Linked DNA regions of Homo sapiens: region 2 is linked to region 1. A link is a loop called in an ENCODE intact Hi-C map of the cell type or tissue named here. Cell type or tissue: B cell. All regions are shown on one strand. Each heading gives the region's core, and the rest is flanking DNA. Links, peaks and the distances in the headings are about the cores only. Region 1 overlaps TLR7 (toll like receptor 7). Region 2 has its middle 23 kb from the start of TLR7.

What was found. A loop is a pair of places that touch in the nucleus more often than their neighbours do. Peaks named below come from ENCODE experiments on the same cell type or tissue, not always from the same donor. Only the 100,000 strongest peaks of a DNase experiment are listed, where the experiment ranks them.
Region 2: it touches region 1 in a loop (3.0-fold over the local background); 4 of 110 quality-filtered maps call a loop at or near these places.

The regions. Positions count from the first base shown.
Region 1 is chrX:12,889,022-12,898,030 of GRCh38, reverse strand. It overlaps TLR7 (toll like receptor 7), which reads right to left. Exons shown (of 3, transcript NM_016562.4): 3 at 7,670-9,009. Among named protein-coding and RNA genes, the nearest start is that of TLR8, 13 kb to the left of the region's middle. In B cell, for the core only: CTCF peaks have their summits at 3,556 and 3,763 (motif pointing right); DNase peaks (open chromatin) are centred at 3,760 and 7,440; H3K4me3 peaks cover 1,435 bases; H3K27ac peaks cover 3,446 bases.
Region 2 is chrX:12,838,656-12,848,757 of GRCh38, reverse strand. It overlaps the pseudogene MRPL35P4. Among named protein-coding and RNA genes, the nearest start is that of TLR7, 23 kb to the left of the region's middle. RefSeq lists an enhancer at 4,443-4,762. In B cell, for the core only: no CTCF peak of the experiment used is centred there; a DNase peak (open chromatin) is centred at 4,857; H3K4me3 peaks cover 955 bases; H3K27ac peaks cover 2,398 bases.

The DNA of each region.
Region 1 (9,009 bases), core at 1-8,000:
ATAAGCTCCAGGAGAACAGGGACTATTTCTATTTTGGCTCGCCAGTGTCTCCTCACCCTAAGCATCATGCCAGGCCCATGGTGGCCACACCATAAATATTTATTGACTGACTGACTGAATGGATGGATGGATGGATGGATGGATGGATGGATGGATAGATGGATGGATGAATGCAATCAACAGTTTCTGAATATTACATCTATGTAATGCAGAATACAAATTTCATAGCTATATTCTATACCATTTCAGAAATGCCTAGGGGAAATTGTAGAACCCAATCAATAATAATGAGTCTTGGAAATTCTTTCTTTTTTTTTTTTTTTGAGATGAAGTCTTGCTCTGTCACCCAGGCTGGAGTGCAGTGGCACAACCTCGGCTCACTGCAACCTCCATCTCCTGGGTTCAAGCAATTCTTGTGCCTCAGCCTTCTGAGTAGCTGGGACTACAGGCATGAGCCACCACGTCCGGCTAATTTTTTGTATGTTTAGGGATTTCACCGAGGCCAGGCTGGTCTCGAACTCCTGACCTTAGATGATCCATCTGCCTTGGCCTCCCAAAGTGCTGGGATTGCAGGTGTGAGCCACCACACCCGGCCAAGTCTTGGAAATTATATCTTTAGCCCCATGAAGGTAGGGACTCTGTCTATCTTCTGTACAGTAGATTCATAATGAGGGGAAACCTGCAAGCTTTGGTCTCTGCTCTGCAGGGAAGAGTCTTTTTCATGTCATGAGTCCAAGCACGGCACCATGTTTTACAGACCCGTCTCCTCAGTGTAGACAATCTGGTTGAGAATTTATTCATTTATTAGCTTCAGGATGGTACTTTAGAGGAACTTTTCTCTTCTCCCTACATTTCGAAATCAACCCCTGAAATACGGAAGGGTGGGGACTTGTCCCTCTTCCCCTTTCCTCCTTCCTATGCTTCTCACAAGAGACAGAGTGACTTGTGGGATTGGTGACAGTGGGGAAACTGTCCCTGCTGCTGCTGCCTCAAGTCTCCTGGCTCTTGTTCTCTTGGGACAGCCTTCCTATAGGTGGAGTGCACCCTCTGTTTGTTTCTGCTGCCCTAAGGTGAGCTCTCTGTGACAGGGATCCTTTGTTCTGGATTGATGGCTTGCGTTTCTTCTTTGCTACCGGGAGGCACTGGAGAGTTGCAAGAGTGCAAGTCCAAGCTATGGCCTATGGAATTCATGCACCTGCTCACTCTCAGCTGCACTGTCTGCAGTGTGAATTGCTCAGCTGGAGAGGGTGTGAGTAACCAGCTCCCTCAAGCCCCAACAATTCTGAACACTTAGTTTTATAACTAATCTATACAAAGCATGGCTATGAGCTTATCGGTAATTCTCACACACACACACACACAAAATATATACACACTTGCATGTATATGTATGCATATACACACAAACTTACATGGACAGGTATATATGTGGGTATACAGAATATATATGTGGATGTGTACATATATATATATATATATATATATATATATATATATATATATATATATATCTCAGCAAGTAAGCACCCCAACGTCTTTGACTTAATTAGCAGGCATGAAACACCTAAACATCAAGCATTCCAACTGGGATTCTAAATTCCCAGGTGAATTTCACGAAGGCTAGACTTGGCACAACTTTGGAGACCAGTGCCTCTTATAGGCAGGTAAGCCCTGCTGGGCCCATTCTCAGAAGAAACCACTCCATACCTTTGCATACAAACTCTGCTATGGTCTCCTTCAACATGGCTTTTAAAATGAAGTTTTATCAAAACATCTGGAAGAATTTAAACTCACATGTGACCATGGAGAACACCAATTATACCCAGAGTCAGGAGGAAATCAGGAGTAGGGGTGGGTAGGAACAGGAAGAACTCAATGCTGATGCTTACAAGTATCATCACAGGGTTTTATGCAAGTTAACATTTGGCGCTACTTCATACTTTTGGAACTTCTTGTGGGATCACAGGAAAAAGCAGAATTGGGGAAATCTGGGAACTTGGATCAACTAAAAGGGACTTTCCTCAGATAAGCTACAAGCAGGAAGTGGTCAGCATTCTTATGGTAAATAGAAGATTATTGAAGATGAAAAATTATATTTAAAGCCTACAGGACGTCTGGGTATCTGGGACATTTCTGGAAATTTTGATGGATTTAAATCTAGAGAAAACGAATTTTGATTGAGAATATGTAACAAATGGAAAAGCAATACGTTGAGTGTCACCCTTTAAATTAAAAAAATTGTTAAATAATGTATGAATATAGTACATGAAATGTTGAACATAAACTTTATGTACAGAGTAAGTGATGAGTAGAAAAAATTTCCCAGATACTGTATACTAAAAGAAAAATGTTAAAAATTTTCACTGTATGAAGAATATAGAATTAGCCTCTTGAGATTATGTAATTGATTAGCCAGGCGCGGTGACTCATGCCTATAATCCCAGCATTTTGGGGGGCTGAGGCAGGTGGATCACCTGAGGTCAGGAGTTCGAGAACAGCCTGGCCAACATGGCAAAACCCCGTCTCTACTAAAAATACAAAAACTAGCCAGGTGTGGTGGTGTGTGCCTGTAGTCCCAGCTACTGGAGAGGCTGAGGCAGGAGAATCGCTTGAACTCGGAGGTGGAGGTTGCAGTGAGCTGAGATCGCACCATTGCACTCCAGCCTGGGTGACAGAGTGAGACTCTGTCTCAAAAAAAAAAAAAAAAAAAAGATTATATACTTGATTAGATATCCAAAGCAATAAAAAGAATTTAAAAAGTAATAAAAAGAATTTAAAAAGTAATAAAAAGAATTTAAAAAGTTATTTATGGAGTGTTTGATAGATGTCAGACCCTGTGCTGAGTACTTTTTATGGTTTATCTTACTTAGGTTTACAATTAATCTATGCAAAACATGGCCATCAGTAATTCAGTAATTCTAATTATCAGTAATTCTAATACACACAAATATATACATGCTTGCATGTATATGTGTGCATATACACAAACATATATGGACAGCTATATATATGTGCATACAGAATACATAGGTAGGTGTGTACATGTATATATATCTTAGCAAGTAAGCGCCCCATCATCTTTGACTTAATTAACGGGCGTGAAACACCCAAGCATCATGCCTGTTCACCAACTGTCTTCATGAACTGACAGTCAAGTAGGCAAGCAGGATGAAAAAGACCTAAATCCTCAAACTGGCAAGTTACTGCATGCTTCAAAATGCTATTTATAGGGCGGGGGGTGGTGACAGAAGGGAATGGTTAGTGGTTGGATTGCTCGGAAATATGAGAGAGAGAGAATGTTCAGCTAGAATGTGCAAGAAAGATTACTGATACTCAAATACAGTTTTAAAATGGGGGCCACAGTCTATAAAAAATGGAAATGTAGGAAAAAGAGGATCGGTCACCCAGTTAACTCAAGGCTATACATCTACATCTGCATGGGCAAAAGGAAATTCATGACTGGCCCCATTTTGAGACTTAAAGCAAAAACAATGGAAATAAATGATAGAAACAAATATTCAATAGTCTGTGGCCTTCAACTTCTTTGTAAACTGCCCTCCCATCAGTAAACATTCAACACACAGCCCTACATATTTCTGTATTAATACACTGGGTATATGATAAAAATAGCCACAGACATACTTTTAAAAACATGACTATATCTGTTCTTACATTTTCTTCCCACATCCCCCTTTGGAAGCCCGTCTAAGGGTCTCAGAAGCAGAACATCAGCATCCAGGAGGGATTTCCCACCCCACTAGGTGGCGCTTGGCGCCACATAAGTAGAACCACAGCGTCTATCAGTAAGATGTTATGGAAGTTACGGTAAAGACATCCTTTTACCCACAAATGTAATCAGCAACTCTATCAGGACTTACGAGACTTCAATTCCATTAACCACCTGCCCCTGTCTATCTAATTCTGCCCTAGTGTTCTTGTTCAAATTGTCTTCACCTTTGGGCCCTAAACAGAAATGCCAGTCCTATATAGTTAAATTATACCTGTCCAAAAACAGTGCCCAGCGGGAAGCAATTTGAGTTTAAGTGCAGCTCCACTCCCGGGAAGTAGGTTGAGAGCACCAAAGTTTATACACAAAAGGAAGGAAATTGAGCACAGCTTGGGGGTCTGGGCTTTCCTTACTAAAGTGATCCCTGTAATAACAGTCCCTGGTGTCACAAAGGAAGATGTGGTGCTTCCCAAACTGCTCTGCAAGCCAGTTGCTTCAAAAGTATTCCAGGGATGCGGACTCCTGGGTCCCAGAGATTGAGCAGTTGACTTTGCCTCTCTGATCTCACCTTTATCTCTGAGTTAACCCATCATCTTTAAGATGGAGCTGCTAATACTAGCCTCATAGAGGTGATGTGAAGATTCAAGGGAATAAAGGAAGCATTTAATTTGCATTTGCTGCTTAATAGATGTGACTTCCCTTCCTCCTTCCCCTCCACCCCTTACTGAATGACATTGTCGGGATACCAGTGACTTCATCTTGAGCCCTTCTTCCTAAGATCCTCCTCACTCCCTCCTTGCCTGTCATTCCCTTTGTGGGCCTGCCCTCATGAGCAGGAGCCAAAGTTGGGATTACTTTAAAATGCATCTTCTCCATTCAGAACATGCTTCCTGTGTTCTGTTTTCTTAGGTGGCCTGTTCTGGAGAGTTGATCATCTCACAAATTAATCCATCACAATGTGTTAATGGACAGGAGTGATGTGTTGAAACAACCCTTGGAACGTTGTAAATTAACTGGGAATTTTAGTTACAATGCCTCAATCCAAAGGCAAAGAAATCAATCATGAGAAAAGTAGGCCCAGAAGAGAGATGGGAGCTATAAACTGTTTTATTTAATGCATGTCACCTGTTACTAAGTTCTGTTTGGTGGGCCTCCATCTGGACCTGGTGCAGGGATGTAACCACCATCCCAGGGTGATAGCAGGACAACAACCTAGTTCTGGCTCCCAAAACAGCCCAAGCAATCTTCTCAGCAGTGTGGTCCCCCTGGATAATGGGCCTCAGATATGGTTCATGGAGATGTTACTACAAACTTCTTTTGCTCAAGTCAACTCATGCAATTCACTGTTATGAAATCCCCTGGAATCAATGCCTCATGGTTTTGCCTTGGCCAGTGAGAAGTAAAGCAGCCATGTGTCATACAAGAGCAATATGGCTTCCTAGTTAGCCGTCTCTGTCTAGTTTTACCCTCAGTAGTTGCCACTGGCCAGAAGAATATTGAGAGCCATTTTCTGTTTGTGGGAGCCGCTGTCTGGCTCATCTTTGCTCTAGGGAAGTCTGAAAACTGCCATGAGGCCCCCAGGACTTCCCATTTCCTTCTGGATTTTACCAGACTATTTTTAGTGAGTGTTCAGTGTGAGACACTGTAACATGAACCTTCTCAGTCATTTTAAGTCTGAGCTTTTCCAAAATGTTTAATTAATATAAATTCCCAAGAGGGGGCAGTGATAAACATATGAAGACATGCAACCACTGATGTCATGACAAACATGTTAGAAATGAATTACAACCTGAGATTAGGGGAATCTTAAAGACTGAATTAGTGCTTGAAAGTTGAGATAAGTAGAAAGAATGAATTTGAATGTGTCAGAGTCCAGCCAGTGTCACCTAGGGAAGATTCCATGGAGCCAATTTTAGAAGATCATGCTCACTGAAGCAGGTGGGGGACATGTGTGTGAGAGAGACATAGGTTTCCAACCAAAAGTGCACACAAAACCACACCTTCCAAACAGAAGCATCCACCTGCAACAACGGCTGTCTTCTTTTCATTCTTGTACATTGCTTGACACTTGCTGTGGGTGTCTAGAGCCAAAAAGGAAACCGAGAGGGAGGGGGAGGCAAAAGAAGAAAGGAGGGAAAGAAGAAGAAGAAAAAATAAAAACCTGAAACAGTGTGAAACTGCCCTGTTGTGATTTCATTCTCACTGGCATGGGTGGCCCCTATGTCACCAGGGCCCTTTCCACACCATCTTATGAGTTTGGGACTTATTCTCTTTTTAACCCTCCTTCTTTTTTTTTTTTTTTTGGAGACCAAGTCTCACTCTCTCACCCAGGCTGGAGTGCAGTGGCTTGATCCTAGCTCACTGCAACCTCTGCCTCCCAGGTTCAAGCGATTCTCCTGCCTCAGCCTCCCGAGTAGCTGGGATTACAGGAGTGTGCCACCACGCCCAGCTAATTTTGTATATTTAGTAGAGATGGGGTTTCACCATGTTAGCCAGACTGATCAACCCTCCTTCTTCATAGCGTTGGTTGGCAGGTGGGTTGGTCTCTTGTTCGCCTTCAGTACATTGTTAACTTGGTAAAATGGATTAATTTTCTGTCTTGGTGTTGTCTGAAGCACATCTCTGTTTGAGTCTCCTCAATCATGTTCTTTGATCGTTTCCCTCCGACATAGCTATTGGACTTTGGAGGGTACAAATCATTCCCAATGTTTCTTAGGGTCAAGGGCTTCACCTTCCAGTAGATGCCAGGAGCAGGGTGTGCTATAACTAACTGTTTCTGGAGCACAGCGACCCAAAGCTCCAAGGAGGGATGTGCTCCCACTGTCTGTGACTAAGCCTTTCCCATCAACAGTGTTCTTGCTTACTGAGCATGTGCAGCAGAGGCGGAGGAACAATTCCAACCTCAACTCCACCCCCATGTTAAAATTGGGCCATAAATAAGTAGTAGGATGTGCAACCTGGTCCTCTTGTTCACCCGACTTAGGATGAGAAGGAGGAAGTAAATAAAAAGCATATCTCATGGGAGGGGGAAAGGCATTATAAATAAGAAGAGTGTGTGTCCTTGCTATCCCCATCACAGCTTCCTTGGAGATGGGCACAAGTTACTCACACTCTCAGGTCGCTACATCCCCTTGCATACTCTATATTCCTTGGCCACATGTAAGAGATGATCTGGACCTAAAAGAGTGTCCAGACAGATGGAGCTGGAAGTAGACCTGCAAATGGGGCCGAGAGATCCTGACTCAGGGTCAGGGCTACAATCAGACTCATCCTCTCTCTCCTCTACAAACTGCAGACACTTGTTTTGCCTTTTTCTCATCCATAACATTTGCCTTGCCAAGTGCCTCCCTTGGCTTGGATTCTAAAAATGCCAAGTCTTGCTAAGGTGTAGTATCTATCTGAAGAGAAAGGACACTTCCTGGCCAAGTCAAGGTTGAAAGGGGCTTGGACCAAGGCTTGATGGTGGAAGCGGAATTCATGGAGAATCTGGGAGTTCCTTCCGGGGTGGAGCCAACCAGAGGCCAGTCAGCAGAGAAGCCCCACGTTCAGAGCTTTGTGGGGACCGTCTGTGAACAGCTCCAGTCCTACAAAACTGCACTGAGGGCCCTCAGAAAGTTAGAAGAATGACATGTCAAGATTACCAAAGAATTCAGATAAAAACCATCTGTTGGTGTGCTGTTATTTTCCTACAACAAACCACGGTGCTTAACCTCATGTCAAAATACTCTGTGGTTTCTGAGTTGCATTATTTTCAGTTTCCCTTCCTCTTGATCCATTTCAGAAGATGTTTAAATTGTCTTCAAGTGATTTTATGTGTATATGTGTTTTAATAGAAGACAATTTATAATGACCAAAAGCTGATTTTTTAATGCCATTATCCTTGTTCTCACAGAAGAAGAACGGAAACTATGAAACACAATAAAGCTTACAGAAGTTGTGAAATAGTTGGCTCCAGCAATTTAATTACCTCTCTATTTATTCCAGAGATTGATTTGGGAATTTGTGACCCTTATTGATTAAATGTACGTTGGAAATAATTCATATAGTGTGTACTCACAGGTAAAGTAAAGCCTTTGGCATTGCCACACGTGAGGAAAATACGACATCGCCAATCTAAGGCTTGAACACATGCACGCTGTTTTCCAAATGGCACAAACACCTTTGTAGATCACTTCTTCCATGAAATAAAGCAAATTGGTCAGGTTTCAATCTTTGAACTCATGAATTTATACCCAGCTGAAAGTACAGGCATCTTAAGAATGTCTTGGTTCTTTCTGTTGTTTTTGAATCTGATAGCTGAAGTTCAAAACTGAAGCTTTCTCAATGTGAAGGTCTATAAACTTTGGTTTCTTCTCCCATCCTCCAGCAAAAAATGAAAGGAATCCATATAATTGGCATTCAAATAATTGTCATCTCTGATAAAACTATAAATAAATACACACTCTTGGAGTCCTCCTTTAGGGTTTACCATCAAAACCATCTAACGTTGCTGTATCAAGTGTGCAGATACTTACAAATATATGGCATTAGTTAACAAAACAGTTTGAAAGATATTGGATGAGGAAATTTTACTTTGGATACAGTACTTTGCAGTGCAGATAAAAACATTTAAGCAGGTAAATTATCAAAGGTAGAGAATATCACTTTGTATAAAGGCAGATCATTTAAATATTTTTCTATTTGTAGGTGGACCATATGCATTTATGGTAAGGATGTGTCTTTCTTTCTTACTGTTTCCCTATGGAACCCAGAAGCAGGCCCAAGGAAAAAGAGCAGGAAGCACTGAAGCAGCAACCACCTGTGTGGTGCCCACACTCAATCTGCACAGAATGGGGCCCTGGATGACACGGAAGCAATTGGTTAAGAAGCTGACTGAGTTTTTTTGTGTTTTTTTTTTTTTGTTCTTTTGAGACAGTCTAGCTCTGTTGCCCGGGCTGCATTGCAGTGGCGTGATCTCGGCTCACTGCCACCTCCACCTCCCGGGTTCAAGCGATTCTCCTGCCTCAGCCTCCCAAGTAGCTGGGATTACAGGCACCCACCACCACGCCCAGCTAATTTTTGTATTTTTAGTACAGACGGGGTTTCACCATGTTGGCCAGACTGGTCTCAAACTCCTGACCTCGTGATCCACCTGCCTCGGCCTCCCAAAGTGCTGGGATTACAAGCATGAGCCACCATGCCCGGCCAGCTGACTGGTTTTTTATTTCACTAAACTAACTCTAGTACATTTTGGTCTCATATAGAGAGAGCTTGAGTTTTTTTTAACCCTATTTCTGTATATA
Region 2 (10,102 bases), core at 1,002-9,001, 50 kb after region 1:
TTTTCAATTTGTCCCCAAAATATCTTTTATAGCTTTATTTTCTTTCTGATTCAAGAACTACTCAGTGTTTACATAGTGAGTTTGATTGTGTCTCTGTAATTTCTCTACAATCTTTGCATATGTAATAACTTCTTAAAAATGTATATCACCGCCAAAGATAACTTTAAGTTTTGTCACAAAAGTGTTACCATGATTGGCAGACCTGTATTTCTAGTTATATGCTGGATTGTTTTATATGTTCAAACAGGAACATTTTCTTCTAGGACAAAGCCTTAAGGTTTTGAAACAGTGCTGTGTTAAAGCTGAACAACAGAAAAACACACCAAACCTGACACTGTTGTTTAAAAGCTATGAGAATTTTCTGTCTCCTTAATAGAGAGTGAGGCAGTGAAGTTAGTTGTATTCTTTGTTTCTTTTGCTTTTCTTCTCTCTCTCCCCTTGAGACATTTTGAATGGGGCTTTTAGTTGGCAAATATAGGGCAATAGCTTTTTAACTTTTTCTTCAATTTTGCTGGAAAATACATAGTCATATGGTAAGAACTTCTACGTAGTAAATGGAAAACTAGAGACAGAGAAACAAAGGAAGAAAGGGAGAGAGTGAAGGAAAGAAAGAGAGAAGGAAAGAAAGGGTGGGGAGGGAGGGAGACAAGGCAGGCCGGCAGAAAGGAAGGAAAGGAAAGAATGAAGGACAGGAGAAAAGAAAGAAGAAAAGAAGGAAGGAAACAAAGAAGGAAAGAAAAGCAGATTGAATGGAGCTTTTGGTTAGGCAAATATAAAGCAAAGGCCTTTTTTATTTTTTATTTCATTTTAATACATATTTGTGTGGTACAGAATTCTTACATAGAGCTGAATAGAAAGATATGGGGTGTGTGGGACAGAGAGAGAGAGAGAGAGACAGAGACTGTGTACTGTGTCGGAGGTCCCCAAGACTCCGCCACCCCAGGCTTCGTGATCCACTAGGAGTCGCAGAACTCAATAAAGTATGGTCACAGCTATGATTTATTGCAGTGAAAAGATACGAACCAAAAGCAGCAAAGGACAATGGTGCATGAGGTGATGCCCAGAAGAAACCAGGCCCAACCTTCCAAGCATCCCCTCCGACTTTAGTCACATGGATGTACTTGATTCCTTCTGCAACAAATTGAGAAAACACATGCCAACTGCTGTCTACCAGGGAGGCTCGTTAGAGATTCAGTGCCCAGGGTGTTTACTCGGGGCTGGTCATGTAGGCACACTCTGCCCAGCACATACCAAAATTCCAGCCTCCCAATAGGAAAGCAGGTGTGCAGCAAAAACCATATTATTTGTACAAACAGTGTAAGAGCAGTGAGCCACTCTTCTTAGTTCTGGGAATGGTGGGAACCACCCTGAAATCCAAGTTCCCAGACATGAGCCAAAGGCCAACCTTACAAGCAGGCCTTTCTAAGGAGAGCAGTCTCAGGCCTGCCATGTTTCTTGGTTTTTTGTTTTTGAGATCGAGTTTCACTGTTGTTGCCCAGGCTGGAGTGCAATGGCGCAATCTCGGCTCATTGCAACCTCCGCCTCCTGGGTTCAAGTGATTCTCCTACCTCAGCCTCCCGAGTAGCTGGGATTACAGGCGCCCCCCACCATGCCTGGTTAATTTTTTGTATTTTTAGTAGAGATGGGGTTTCATCATGTTGTCCAGGCTGGTCTCGAACTCCTGACCTCAGGCGATCCACCCTTGGCCTCTCAAAGTGCTGGAATTATAGGCTTGAGCCATGGCAACTGGCTACCATGTTAACTCTTTTCTGTACAGATAAATGTATCTATACATACATCCATGCATATACATACATATATACATACATACATAAATACATAGGTAGATACATAGTAAAAACTTTTCTGCTCTTCTTGTAGACCATCCACCCAATCCCACACCCATCCCCACAAGAAACCATTCTTATTAGTTCCTTGCTTATCTTTCCAGAGTTTCTTTAGGCATACTAGCAAATAAAAACATATTCTTCTGGCCCTGCCTTTGTCATACTTCGTTAGCATATACTCTCTTACTCTCTTGTTTTTTTCATTTGCAGTTCCTTCTATACCTTTATCTCAGGAGCATCTGCATTTTTTTTTTCTCATAGCTGGAAAACATCCCATTTTCTAGAAGTTTCACAATTTACTTAACCATTTCTCTAACGGACGTTTGGGTGGTTTCTGATCTTTGGTATTGCAAGCACTAGTGCGATAAATAGCCTTGGGCCTCCGAAAGATCTTCTTCTGAAGAGTTAGCTGTGGCTCCAGTGAACTACCCCAGTCTGAGTGATGGCACAGAAGATCCTACGTTATTGGTCTAGTCCCCCATCTGTAAATTAGCTCAAGAGAGATCACTGGATGGAGAGGATACAGTTCTTCTCTTTATCTTTTGAGAACTGGCCTCTCACTGGCTGGGGCAACTCACACTTTGTTTTCTAGGTCTTGTTGTATTTCTCCTTTCTTTTTAGGTGGAAATGAGGAGGACTGGGAACAGCCCTTGGTGGGTAGGTAAGGTTTAGTGTAGGGTTGCCAAATTTAGCAAATCGGGACATGCTTCTACTAAAAAATTATTTATTATCTGAAATTCAAATTTAATTGGGTGTCCTGTATTTTATCTGGCCACCCTAGTTTAGTGCCATATTTTATTCTATTTTACTTATTTATTTTTAGAAACAGGGTCTCACTATGTTTTCCACACTGGCCTTGATCTCCTGGTCTCAAGCAATCCTCCCACCTTAGCCTCCCAATTTTTTTAGATTATAGGAGTGAGCCACCATGCCCAGCAGTACCATATTTTAATCTAGAGATTTAAACATTGAAGGATTCCTGGGGTGAATGCTCTGAAATGAAAAGGAAGGTCAGACTTGATCAGCATCCAGAGTGGTGATTGAACAAAGATATGGTCGTGGACAGAAGACCTAGATTTGAGTCCCGGCTCTGCCATTTGACTCAGACATAGACATCAAAGTGGTTCAATAGAAACTTGGCATTGGCTGGGCGTGGTGGCTCACGCCTGTAATCCCAGCACTTTGGGAGGCCAAGGCGGGCGGATCACCTAAGGTCAGGAGTTCGAGACCAGCCTGTACAACATGGTGAAACCCCGTCTCTACTAAAAATACGAAAATTAGCTGGGTGTGTTGGCAGGCACCTGTAATCACAGCTACTCGGGAGGCTGAGGCAGGAGAATTGCTTGAACCCGGGAGGTGGATGTTGCCATGAGCCGAGATCACACCATTGCACTCCAGCCTGGGGGACAAGAGCGAGACTTCATCTCAAAAAAAAAAAAAAAAAAAAGAAAGAAACTTGGCATCATAGCAGGCTGGCAAGATGGCTGCCTCTGCCTTTGCTGGTGCGATGAGAGCAGCTTCAGGAATCTATGGCTCCTGAATATTTTTGCATCTCCAGCCCACCGAAACTGTGCCAGGAATGCCTCTCTTATTTCTGCATTGTCTACTGGACGTTTTAGTCATATTCAGACACCATTTGTTTCCTCCACTCCCAGGCTGATCACATCTGTCAGAAACCTGACATGTGGGCATACTGCAGTGATCCCCAACAGAGTGGCCCCCTTGCTTCCAAGTGTCCTGAAGCTGCCAGTCAGAACTGTAATATACGTCAGTACACAAAAAGGCAAGAGAACAACTGTGAAAGCTGTTATCTATAGGTTTTTTCGACTTCATTCTGGCCTTTGGGTGAGGAGAAAGGCTGGTTATAAGAAAAAATTCTGGAAAAAGACACCTGCAAGAAAAAAGCAATTGAGGGAATTTGTGTTCTGCAATAAAACCCAGAGTAAACTCTTAGATAAAATGACAGTGTCCTTCTGGAAGAGGTGAAACTTGTATGCTGATAATCCTTATCAGAAATATCTTTATGAAACAAACCTGAAAGTATAGATCAGAAGTTTCACTTGTTTCTCAGTTATTGAATATGTATCTTTGTGTACATGACATCTTTGCAAAAATAGGTAAGTATAAAACCGATGTAAATTGTACCAGTTAATATGTAAACATCCAATGCCAACATTAAACTTATAAAAGTATTTAAACTTAAAAAAAAAAAAACTTGGCATCATACATATTCTCCCAAAGCTGGAAAAACACCTCTTTACTGATAGGAACCTAAATAAACCCCTTAAACAAGTTGCCCGAGTCTAGTTAATGCTGTGTTGCCAGCATGTGGAAGTATAAAGTCTCAGGTTGCTTTATGCAACTTGCTTGGTTTGGATGAACGTGTGAGTGAGAGGTAGGTATGAATCCCACTGCCTTACGGTTCATGCTAGTTTTTTCCACTCTCAGATGCTGTAAGTCAGGGTCTGCTTGATGAAAAGGAGGACTTTGATGACAAGTATCATGGTATTTGTATAACAAGTCTAAAAGTTTTAATCCCTTCAGTTAGATACAACCATGGACATTTTTCAAGTAATAATATTTTTATTAGAAATTTGCAGATACCTTGAGCCTGTTCTTTGTAATGACATGGAAAAAGAACACAGCCTACATATCCCTTTGTATATAGGATATTTTTAGCATTGTAAAGCCCCGGTGTCATAATTAACCTTGTCTTTTGTTTCTCATTCCCCTTTTAAATGAAAGTATGAAGCACTTCACTGCTTAGTTCTTCCGTAAGTTTCATTTTACTGTGAAATGAAAGTGTTCTGAAGATATCCTTGACAGGATATGCAAACGAATGTAACAAAAACCTTCCTTTGTGTTGAAGGCTGGTCCTAAGTACATACTAGATTTCACCAGACGAGTCCAAAAGGTCAGATGCTTTGAAAAAAGGCCCCCAGTGCAAATAATCGAGTAGTTGACCTGGTGAAAAAAAGGAAAGACTATTTATGCATGCATTGGTCTTTGAGCTGTTCCGCCTGCTGTCTTGTAAACTCAGAAGCAGTTTTCCTGAGGTGGGTATTACTGACCATCTAGCTCACCATCTGAGACTCATAAGTAGATTTGTGAGTGGTGAGGTGTAGTGAAGACCACTTGTTTGGGATTCAACATACATGGCCAGCCAATGAAAATGTTAACTCACATCTGCATATGCCTTCATCTTGTTATGGAACTGGAGGCACCATCATTCATAATGCTTAAAAATAAAACACCTGCAAGGCAGCTATTGTTAAAACCTAACTCGCCCACAAGAAAGCTGATGCTCAACGAAGTCAAATCTCTAGTAATAAAACTGGGTTACTATTCATATCTTGACTCTACTACCCAAGTTCTTTCTGTAAGTCATCTAAACAGCCAGGACCTCAGCAATCTGACTAGATAAAAACAAAAAATTCTTCTTGAGTTTATGATCCTAAGGGTTTCTTTTTCATATCTAAGGGTTTCTTTTTCATATCTAAAGCAGGTATTCATATTAGATGCTGTCACATTTTGCTTATCTCTTGCTGTGTAACAAACCAACCCAAAACATATCTGCTTAAAACAGTAACCACTTTATTTGTTCATGATTCTTTGGTTGGCTGGGGCTCTGCTGGGCTGTTCTTTGGTTGGTTTCAGTTGGGGTCTCCTGTGAGGTTGTAATCAGATGGCTTTGTTCACATGTCTAGTTCCCCAGTGGGGAAGGTTGAGAGGGAGTGATCTTTTCCTCTTTTCTTCCCCATGTGGCTAGCTTGGGTTTCTTTTCATGGTGGTTTGATCCTGAGAGTGAGCATTTCAAGAGACATAAGCTCCAGTGTGCCAGCACTTATCAAGCATTTGCTTACATCATTCTTGCTAATGTCCTATTTATTGGCCGAGCCCGAGGTTAATATGGAAGGATACACCACAGAAGTGTGAATACCAGGAGTTATGGTTCATCGGGAACCACCAAAGTAGCAATCCACCACTTGTAGTATATACAACAGAAATGTAAAAAAATTCATATTTAAGCCAAGATCTGTTGTTCCATATTTTTTTGAAGAATATTGGATTCAAAACATATTACTTTAGAATACTATGCAGCCTCCAAAAGTCACACATTAGAATACTACATGACATGGAAAAAGATACTATGCTAAGAGTAAACCAAAAAAAGTTTCAAAACAAGTATTTGTTTGTATGTATACTCCACTTTTAGCCATTGTTATTGCTGATGATTTTCATTACTTGTCTTTGCATTTATCAAAATTTTATCAGTGCATATATACTATTTTTAATCAGTAATAAAGTATTTTTGCAATTGAAGAAAAAATCTAAAAATAGTATTGCAATAATCGGTGATAGGTTAACAAGGTTTGAGTATGCTTATATAATATTATTTATATTGCTATATTGCTTTATAGATCCTGGAAAGTAAAATATTTGTAGTCAATAAAATAAAGTTCTTACAGAAATGCAAATAAAACAATACCCCAGTACTGTTAAATTATCAGATTGGAAAACAGGAAAAAGATGATCAATTCACAGTGTTTGTCAGGATTTAGGGACTTTGGGTGAGAGTGCAAATTGGTACAACATTTCTGGCAAGCAATTGAAATAGATCAGGATTTTAAATGGGCATTTCTTTGTAGGAATTCTTACTAAAGAGGAAAATGTTTTAAATTCTCCAAACTGTAGCTACTGACCTGTACTGATTTGTGGAATTAATGGTGGTGATTTGTCCCTTTATATACTTTCTGCCATTCTTCATACCTTCTACATGTAGTTTCCCAAAGCTGATACACATTAATGTTGAGAGGAGGTGGCAGAACTTGAAAGCTTCATGGCCCATGACCTTAAACTGGAGCTTCTCAATTTCGGCTGCACACCGGAATGGGATCATTACAAAGTTCCTGATTACTATGTTGACACCAAAGCTTCTGATTTAACTACTCTTGGGTGTAGTCTGGGTATTTGGAATTTTCAAGGCTGCTCATGTGATTCCAATTGATAACCAAGTTTGAGACCAACAGGCATAGTCAAAACTCTCTTGACTGAACTGACCTGAAATTCCACTGGTTAACCTGCATTCTCCTTACCTTCTGTTAAAAAAAAAAAAAAAAAAAAAAAGTTGGCCGATTTCTTATTAACATCTCAATTTGATAGGCTGTCAGTACATATGACTTATTGCTCTCAACAGTTGAGTTGTTTTCCTAGAGCCAGTTGTATCTGTTTCTAAACCTTTTATTCTCTATTTGTTTTTTTGTTTTGTTTTTTTTGAGACAAAGTCTCACTCTGTCACCCAGGCTGGATTGCAGTGGTGTGATCATGGCTCACTGCAGCCTTGATATTCCAGGCTCAAGCAATCCTCTCATCTCAGCCTCCTGAGTAGCTGGGACCACAGGCATGCACCACCATGCCCAGCTAATTTTTAAATTTTTTGTAGAGACAGGGTCTCGCCATGTTGCCTAGGCAGGTCTTGAACTCTAAGACTCAAGCGATCCTCCTGCCTCTGACTCCCAAAGTGCTGGAATTACAGGCGTGAGCCACTGCACTTGGCTCTAAAACATTACTTTTTAAAGCCAATACTCATATTACTGAAATCATTGGAAATTACTTAGATATTGAGTGTTTGTTGAATCCCTTATTACAAATGACTTAAATACTTTTAATTTTAATGTTTTTTGATAATAACTGCATTTTTGCCAATGGACTATGAATAATATAGGAACATTACCTTATACTTTGTGCTGCTAGAAGACCAGCATTGTCTTTGTCTTTCCATAAAACCAAAGCATTAGTAACAACTGAAATATCCCAAGCAACCACAACAGTGCCCGGCAATTATAGTTGTTGGTTAAGTGAGTACAAATATCAGAAACTTCTGCTCTAGGTACATTCAAACCTTGAGGTAAGTCAGAAACTTGTATTCTCTGCCATTGTCCACCAAGTTGGCATAACTTTTCAGCTGACAAGATTTACCATGAAATATAATTAAATTTGAGTATAACTTACCAGAGCCAGAGCCATTTTTATCAGAGAAGGAAATGATCCTTCCTTACGCAACAGACAGGGACCATTACATTAGCAACTAGCATGGACTTAACTATCAGGGTGGTTTTCAACTTTCTCCTGAGGTTTTTGGTGATGCAGATGCTGCTAGTCCAGGGCCTCACTTTGAGAACCACTGCCTTACAGATCACCATTATTTAAAAAATCTCCATTACCCAGTGTTGTTATTTTGGTTCTCATGTTAGCATAACGACCTGAAAAAGGACCACGCAAACACAGTGAGTGAAATGAAGACCTTGTTTTTGGAGGAAGGCAAAGGACAACCAAATCAGTGGATGCAAGTATTTCAGGTTCTGATGGAAGTTACCGTACCGTATTTTTTGCTTTTCCTCACTGCCCTGAGGTTTAATAAGCTCCTTCACTGTTATGCACTAGTGATTAGAATCATTGAAGTTGCCTGGGTTAATGCAAACATCTCTGCTTAAAGAACAGAAAAGCCCCCATTTTCTTTTTGTTGTTGTTGTTGTTGTTCATTTGTTTGTTTATTTTGAGACAGAGTCTCTCTCTGTCACCCAGGCTAGAGTGCACTGGCTCAATCTCAGCACACTGCAATCTCTGCCTCCCTGGTTCAAATGATTCTCCTGCCTCAGCCTCTGGAGTAGCTGGAATTACATGTGTGTGCCACCATGCCCGGCTAATTTTTGTATTTTTAGTAGAGACGGGGTTTTACCATGTTGGCCAGGCTGGTCTCAAACTCCTGACCTCAAGTGATCCACCCACCTCAACCTCCCAAAGTGCTGGGATTATAGTCGGGAGCCACCACGCCTGGCCGAAAAGCCCCATTTTCTACCCCCAGCTTTTCCTCTAGGGAACTGTGTAACCTTACTAAGCCAGTTACTTAGTCTCTTTGAGCCTTAGTTTCCTCATCTGTAAAATAAGATGGGAATCATTCAGTCATGAATGTTCCATCTAACTCCAAAATCTTATCAATTCCATGACCTTTGACAGACGTAATGGGCTCTGTGATTTGACCACAGATGACTTTTGCCATTTTGGCCCATAAGAGTTAAATTACCAGGTGGCTGGGAAGATGGCCAAATAGGAACAGCTCCGGTCTGCAGCTCCCAGCAAGATCAATGCAGAAGGTGGGGGATTTCTGCATTTCCAACAGAGGTACCCAGCTCATCTCTTTGGGACTGGTTAGATAGTAGGTGCAGCCCACGGAGGGTGAGCAGAAGCAGGGTGGGGTGTCATCTCACCTGGGAAGTGCAAGGGGTCGGGGAACTCCCTCCCCTAGCCAAGGGAAGCCATGAGGGACTGTGCCATGAAGAACAGTGCATTCCAGCCCAGATACTATACTTTTCCCACAGTCTTTGCAACCCACAGACCAGGAGATTCCTTTGGGTGCCTATGTGACCAGGGCCCTGGGTTTCAAGCACAAAACTGGTTGGCCATTTGGGCAGACACTGAGCTAACTGCAGGAGTTTTTTTTTTTCATACCCCAGTGGCGCCTGGAACACCAGCGAGACAGAACTGTTCACTCCCCTGAAAAGGGGGCTGCAGTCAGGGAGCCAAGTGGTCTAGCTCAGCGGATCCCACCCCTACAGAGCCCAGCAAGCTAAGATCCACTGGCTTGAAATTCTTGCTGCCAGCGCAGCAGTCTGAAGTTGACCTGGGATGCTCAAGCTTGGTGGGGGAAGAAGTGTATGCCATTACTGAGGCTTGAGTAGGTGGTTTTCCCCTCACAGTGTAAACAAAGCTGCCAGGAGGTTCGAACTAGGCATAGCCCACTGCAGCTTGGCAAAGCCACTGTAGCCAGAATGCCTCTCTGGATTCCTCCTCTCTGGGCAGGGCACATCTGAAAGAAAGGCAGCAGCCCCAGTCAGGGACTTATAGATAAAACTCCTATCTCCCTGGGACAGAGCACCTGGGGGAAGGGGCGGCTGTGGGCACAGCTTCAGCATATTTTAATGTTCCTGCCTGCCAGCTCTGAAGAGAGCAGTGGATCTCCCAGCACAGTGCTCGAGCTCTGCTAAGGGACAGACTGCCAACTCAAGTGGGTCCCTGACCCTCGTGCCTCCTGACTAGGAGACACCTCCCAGCAGGGGTTGACAGACATCTCATACAGGAGAGCTCCAGCTGGCATCCAGTGAGTGCCCCTCTGGGATGAAGCTTCCAGAGGCAGGAACAGGCAGTAATCTTTGCTATTCTACAGCCTTCGCTGGGGATACCCAGGCAAACAGGGT